2 separate regions of the Homo sapiens genome follow, and region 2 is linked to region 1. Evidence: read pairs that join two places in POLR2A ChIA-PET (ENCODE). Cell type or tissue: IMR-90. All regions are shown on one strand. Each heading gives the region's core, and the rest is flanking DNA. Links, peaks and the distances in the headings are about the cores only. Region 1 overlaps DIRC3 (disrupted in renal carcinoma 3). Region 2 holds the start of IGFBP5 (insulin like growth factor binding protein 5).

What was found. Peaks named below come from ENCODE experiments on the same cell type or tissue, not always from the same donor. Only the 100,000 strongest peaks of a DNase experiment are listed, where the experiment ranks them.
Region 2: POLR2A ChIA-PET joins it to region 1 with 16 read pairs; 2 of 35 experiments call an interaction of 5 or more read pairs at or near these places.

What each region holds. Positions count from the first base shown.
Region 1 is chr2:217,615,909-217,618,814 of GRCh38, forward strand. The region is part of intron 2 of DIRC3 (disrupted in renal carcinoma 3); the gene reads right to left. Among named protein-coding and RNA genes, the nearest start is that of DIRC3, 170 kb to the right of the region's middle. In IMR-90, for the core only: no CTCF peak of the experiment used is centred there; a DNase peak (open chromatin) is centred at 1,233; H3K27ac peaks cover 373 bases.
Region 2 is chr2:216,694,391-216,697,296 of GRCh38, forward strand. IGFBP5 (insulin like growth factor binding protein 5) reads right to left here and starts at 1,159. Exons shown (of 4, transcript NM_000599.4): 1 at 49-1,159. The coding sequence starts at 385. It overlaps IGFBP-AS1 (IGFBP5 antisense RNA 1), which reads left to right and starts at 56. Exons shown (of 6, transcript NR_187138.1): 1 at 56-371. In IMR-90, for the core only: a CTCF peak has its summit at 1,346 (motif pointing right); a DNase peak (open chromatin) is centred at 1,241; H3K4me3 peaks cover 1,313 bases; H3K27ac peaks cover 2,331 bases.

The DNA of each region.
Region 1 (2,906 bases), core at 199-2,698:
CCACCTAACAAATGCATTGGTCATTTCCAAAACCTCATCTGTTTCTCTTCTACTCATCCCCTTTCTGTTCCTCTGACCATCTCAACAAAGAGTAGGGCCAGGTTTGGTGGGAAGGAGAGGATGAAAGTAGATGTGCTAGAGCCATGCCCTCAACAGGCACAGTTATGCTCTATGGACAGGCCAGAGGCTCTGAGACACTAGAAATTCACTAAGATGGAAGTGCATCATCCTCTGCCTCCAGCCACTGCCTGAAACACCTTGCAGAATGGGTGAAGGGTTCCAGTTCTCACTGGGTGTCGTCTGCCAGTCCTTTTTGCCTTTGGAAATCCATGCATTCTATGCTATGGCACAAGACAGTGCTGAAACTCTGCTCTTCTGTCAGAACTTCTGGCAGATAGAGACTGGGCCTCGTTCTGAGAGTGGAACCATCCCTGTGTGGGACAGGGACATCAAATCTCATTGTACGAGCCTTCTTCTTCCCAACACCACCACATGACCACTACATTTCAGCCAGGATCCCTCGTTAGCAGTGAACACGGACAAGCAGATGGAGAATAAGAGACCAAACAAAATAGCATGATGTTTCCTAGAAGGCACATATGAGTCTCTTCCTCTTCACCCAAGGATAAGGGAGGCAATCACTCTTCTTTGACCCCCAGGATCCTAACCCCAACATAATTTTCCATTCCTTTGTGTCTTAGTCTATTTTGTGCTATTATTTTTTCTAAGTGCCACAGACTGGATAATTTATAAAGAACAGAAATTTACTTTCTTACAGTTCTGGAGGCTGGGAAGTCTAAGATCAAGGGGCCAGCATATGGCAAGGGACTTCTTGCTACGTTATCCCATGGTGGAAGGTGGAGGGTGAAAGAGATAGAGATAGACAGAGAGACAGAGAGAGAGAGAGAGAGGCCAAATAGCTAAAATTGCACTTTTATAAGGAAACCACTCCTGCAATAACAAGCCCACTCCCATGATAACAGCAGTAATCCATTCACCCCACCTTCTTGGTCTAATCACCTCTCATTAGGCCCCATGTCCCAAAACTGTAGCATTGGAAATTAAATTTCCAACACATGTTTTTTTTGACAGTCACATTCAAACCATAGCACTTTGGAACCAAATATGAAGCATTTAGATGCTCTATTTGAAAAACAAGGAGATTAGAGTAGAGAATCATCGAAGTCACTTCAGACCACATATTCTTAGTTACACATCTCCCGGAGAGGAATTCATGAGATGCCTGGAATCTAAGTTTTGAGCCAAGAAGCTTCTCTCTGGCCTCAGTGTCCCAGCTGCACTGCGGAGCTCTACCCACTTTCAGAGTTTACCTAGAATCGGAGAGGAGTGACTACAGGAAAATGAAGCATAATTACTTCATTTTCATATACATGAATAGTATCAGAGTATTTCCTGGTGTTCCCTTCTTTAATCTCTCTCTCTCTCTCTCTCTCTCTATATATATATATATATATATATCTCTATCTCTCTCTCTCAGCATAGGGAAGGGGATGACTTCCCATCTTTGGTCTTCCTGCATGTTTTTGTCTCTCTCATCTCAGCATTTTTAGAGATGTGTGGGACCTCTTTCCACAGGTCTACCCAGTTGGGACAGGCAACCCAACCTTTCATAAATGATTCCAGTGTGCAAACAGCAATTTACACTGTGGCACTCTGGAGCTGCACCTTAGCATGGTCTTTCCTTCCCCCAGGACTCCTGCCTCAGGAGCAGCTGCCTGGGTATTAAGACCAGACCGGGCCTCAGCAGTTCAGCCGCAGGTCACAGCATGGCCCATGCACACCCGATGGGCCGTGGAGGTTCCCAGCCAGGCTTTCCTGCCCGCCTGTGAGGGAAGGGGGTACACAGCAGCCAGCTCCACCTGGGTCCTGATCTGTCTTGGAATGCACGGGCAAAGGGGGTGGGATAGCCCGTGAGGCAAAAAAAAAAAAAAAAAAAAAAAAAAAATGTCTGCTCCTCTTCCCATTTTACGTCTTTCTCTCTTTCAGCTTAGCAAACTAAAGTTCAAATCAGGGTCAGGGAAAGGGGGTTGCTAATGGAGTTCAGATTTCAGACACAGGAGGAGCTGGGAGGCAACTGCTGGGCCTCTGTTTAGGGAAACATGTAGGACATTTTCTCATTCCCCAGCATCAGCTGCTGAGTACCTACTATGTGCCAGGCTCTGTGTCCTAGGGCTGGGGATACCAATATGGTTCTACGGACCCCACAATGAAGGCACAGACGTATCAGTGGTGACAAAAGTGCTAATAGTGGTTTGTGGAATGTGCAAAGGGCTGTGAGAGCTCGGTGAGAGATGACAGCGGCTATGCAACGCTACTTTTTCATTCGAAAGACGGAAAAGGGCTGTGCACTATTAGAAGGCAGAAAAGTTAGAAAATGTTTCCTTCTTTCCATCTAGAAACAGAACCAGCTTATGTCTCAGACATGATTTCTAAAGTAATCCTCGCCTTGTCCTGACTGGGGTCAAACTTTACATCTTGTCTCTGTAAATGGACTCCCTGATTGTGCAGGACACGTGGCCTGTGGGACCCAACGTAGCAGGAAGGTTGGCCTGGAGCAATAGTTGTCTATTCTTTTATTTAGTCACTCAATCAATAAACATTGATTAAATGCCTACTATGGATTATTAAATGCCAAAAATCATATATATGGTGAACATGAACAGGAAAAATGGGATAGAATAGTTTTAATTGGAACATTCCTGAAAAACAATGTAAGACATATAATTGTTATATATAATCCTCTTCTATATTCTTGGCTTCTTCTACCTCTATGCCTAGCCTAGCCTAGCCTAGAGCTCATTTTCACCAGTCCTTGACAAATTATAAAAAGTTTGGTGAAGCATGTACAGGTAAGGACTTAAGAGAGAATTTTACTAAGGGGGTAT
Region 2 (2,906 bases), core at 1-2,500, 920 kb before region 1:
CCCCCGCCCGTGCGCCGCGTAACTGACTGGCACACTGAGCGCGCTCACCGATCTTGACTTGCTCGCGGTAGCTCTTTTCGTTGAGGCAAACCCCGCGGCCGTGCAGCAGGGCGTGCAGCGGCTTCTCCTCGTCCTGCCGGGGGAGGCAGCGCAGCCCCTGGGCGCAGCGCTCGGTGTAGACGCCGCACGACTGCCCCTCGGCCAGGGCGCAGGTCATGCAGCAGCCGCAGCCCGGCTCCTTGACCAGCTCGCAGCCCAGGGGGCTGGGGGGGCACATGGAGAGGGCTTTCTCGTCGCAGGGCTCGCAGTGCACGAAGGAGCCCAGGCTCTGGGCCGGCCCCGCATAGGCGGCCAGCAGCAGGAGGACCGCGGTGAGCAACACCATCTTCTCTTAGTCGCCCCCTTTACCTCGGGGTGGGGCAGGAGAGCGAGAGTGCAGGGATAAAGGGGCCAAGAGGGCCCCCGGAGATTTTTTTGTTTTTGTTTTTGTTTTAAAATTTCTGGCAGGTAGAGCAGGTGCCCTCCCCCAGACACTTGCAAAAATGTAGAGAGAGGTGGAGGGCTGGGGTGCCTGCGAGCAGGTCCCAGTTGCAAGAATTAAAGCCTTGCAACAGGTTGGGGGAAGCAGGGCAGCGCCAGGTGCACGCAGTGAGCGGAGGCCGGAGAAACCCTCAAGCCTGAGCGGGTCAGAATTATAGGGGAAAAAAAGCCACAAAATTGTTCACCCCCAAGCAACCACCGAAATAATGAGATCGGATGCAGTGGAGATGGCGTTGGGGGTGGGAGAGAAAAATGGATTTATCTTTAAAATTTTTGCTTAAAATCTAAAATACACCCCGCTTTCTAACCCTCAGCTGCCAGCGGTGCGCGGCGCCGCAGAACAGGTAAGAGGCGTTGGCTGCAGCCGAGAGGGTGGGAGAAAATGTTGAAATCAAGAAATTAAAAAACAAAAACAAAAACAAAAAAACCCCAAACCCTAACACCTCTTTTCTCCCACTTTGCCACCTCCTCTTCGAAATTCGCAGGTTCTACGCGAAGTCCGGAGAAGGGTGAAAACGGAGGAGGGGTAATGAAAAGGAGCAAAAAAGGGAAAAAGCCCACACTGCTTTGCAGCTCTTTCCTAGCTCTTTTCCCCTGCAGAAGTTTCCAAAGAGACTACGGGGCTCCGGGAGAGCAGGCGCTTTTAAATAGCCGGCCCCTGGCTGCCAGCCAGTTTGTAGCTGCAATTTGAGCTTCCCAACACCCAACTCAGGCAAGGATGCCAAGGAGCTTTGCAGTACAAACTCACACGGGGTGGGGGTGGGGAGAGGCCTTCTAGACACAAGGGGGCTCCCCTTCGCTCCCTGAACAGCGCCCTCCTCCCCTCTGAACAGCGCCCTCCTCCCCCCGGAATGTAAGAAAGGGGCAAGGGGGACAGGCTGGGGCTACCGAGAATGGGGAGGAGGTGGAGGGGCCAGTGGAAGACAGAGTTCTTCGGAGCAGGGTGAACACAATGAGGAGAGTAACTTCGTCTCCCCTTCCCTCCTATCCTTTAAGTAGTCAAGGCACAGGCTGAAGGGAGACGTATTTTCTTATTAGCCAACTGGATATACCGTGCCCAAGAAATCTTCCTAAGCTTCTGCAATTGACTGTATGCTGGTGTCTGTTTCCATGTGGGGTGTGTGTGTGTGTGTGTTTGGGGGACAGGTAGTGTAGAATGGCCAGTGATGTCTGGTGAGCTAAATTTAAAAAAGAAGAAAAAATTGAATTTCTCCCCTAAAAGTCTGGAGAAGAGGATTTAATCAGGGGGTTTCAGTACTCATGATGAAGAGGTGACCAGTTGCCTTCAGCTGCGTTGGCCAGGGAGGTTCTCTCTCTCTTTCTCTCTCTCTGTGTGTGTGTGTGTATGTGTGTGTGTTGTGTATCTGCAGGAATGGACATTCATACAACAGCATTATTGAGAGCAGTGAGTTGCAGAGATGGACACTTTGGAGGAAATGCTAAGTCTGAAAACCTTGCATGGTGGCCTAAAGTGTCCTTGTGTGTGGGGTTCTTAGAGGGAAGAAAGGTGGATTGGAGTGACACTTCCCTCTCTGTCACTTTGCAGAGGTATTTCTATTGGGCAGGGCCACATCCCTGGAGGGAGTGGGTGGCAGAGTAGCTGGAGGAGACCTTGTGATAGGTTGACAGGTTAGTTGGTGCTTATAGGCACATCCCAGGAATATGAGCTGACAGGGCCACAGGACCTGCTTGGAAGAGGTCCTGACCAGGAACCGAATCATGCCACTAGAACCTCTTTAATAAAATGAAAGAAAACTAAGGCCTTGAAATAGGAAGGTGGTGGTTTTAGCTTTTTCTGAAATTGACCTGAGTGAGCCATGAGCCTCACAGGCAAGTCAGAGAGAAATGACCAATGTCACTGCCCCTGCTGGGTGGACTTGGTGTGGGCTGTTACACCTTTTACATTGTGCTTCCTCCCTTGAGAAGTATTCTAACTTTCCTTTGGAGAAGGGGCTGCATTTCATGAAGTTTGCCACTAGACTGCACCCTTATCTATGATAAGAATTCTTTCTGGAGGACTGCTTTCAAGAAAATATTTTTTCTTGCTCGTTCAGTTCAGGAGCATCTCACTTTATGCCGTTAACACCCCCAGATCCTGATCTCTCTTCTCACTTATCTATTTGCCGAAAGGCACATTTTAAAACAAGGTTAACGTCTAAAGTTATGTCTTTGCCTGTATTGCCAAAGGGGGTTTAGCCACGTGGTGGCTGGGAGAGGGAGGAGCATTGTGTGTAATGATTAAAACAAAAAATAGCAGCAAGGCTCATCTTAATTTCTTCTTTTCTCAGTCTGAGGGCTTGGTAAGGTAGGAACAAATCAATATTCAAAACTTTGGTGGAAATATTTTAGAAGTGAGGGAAATCATG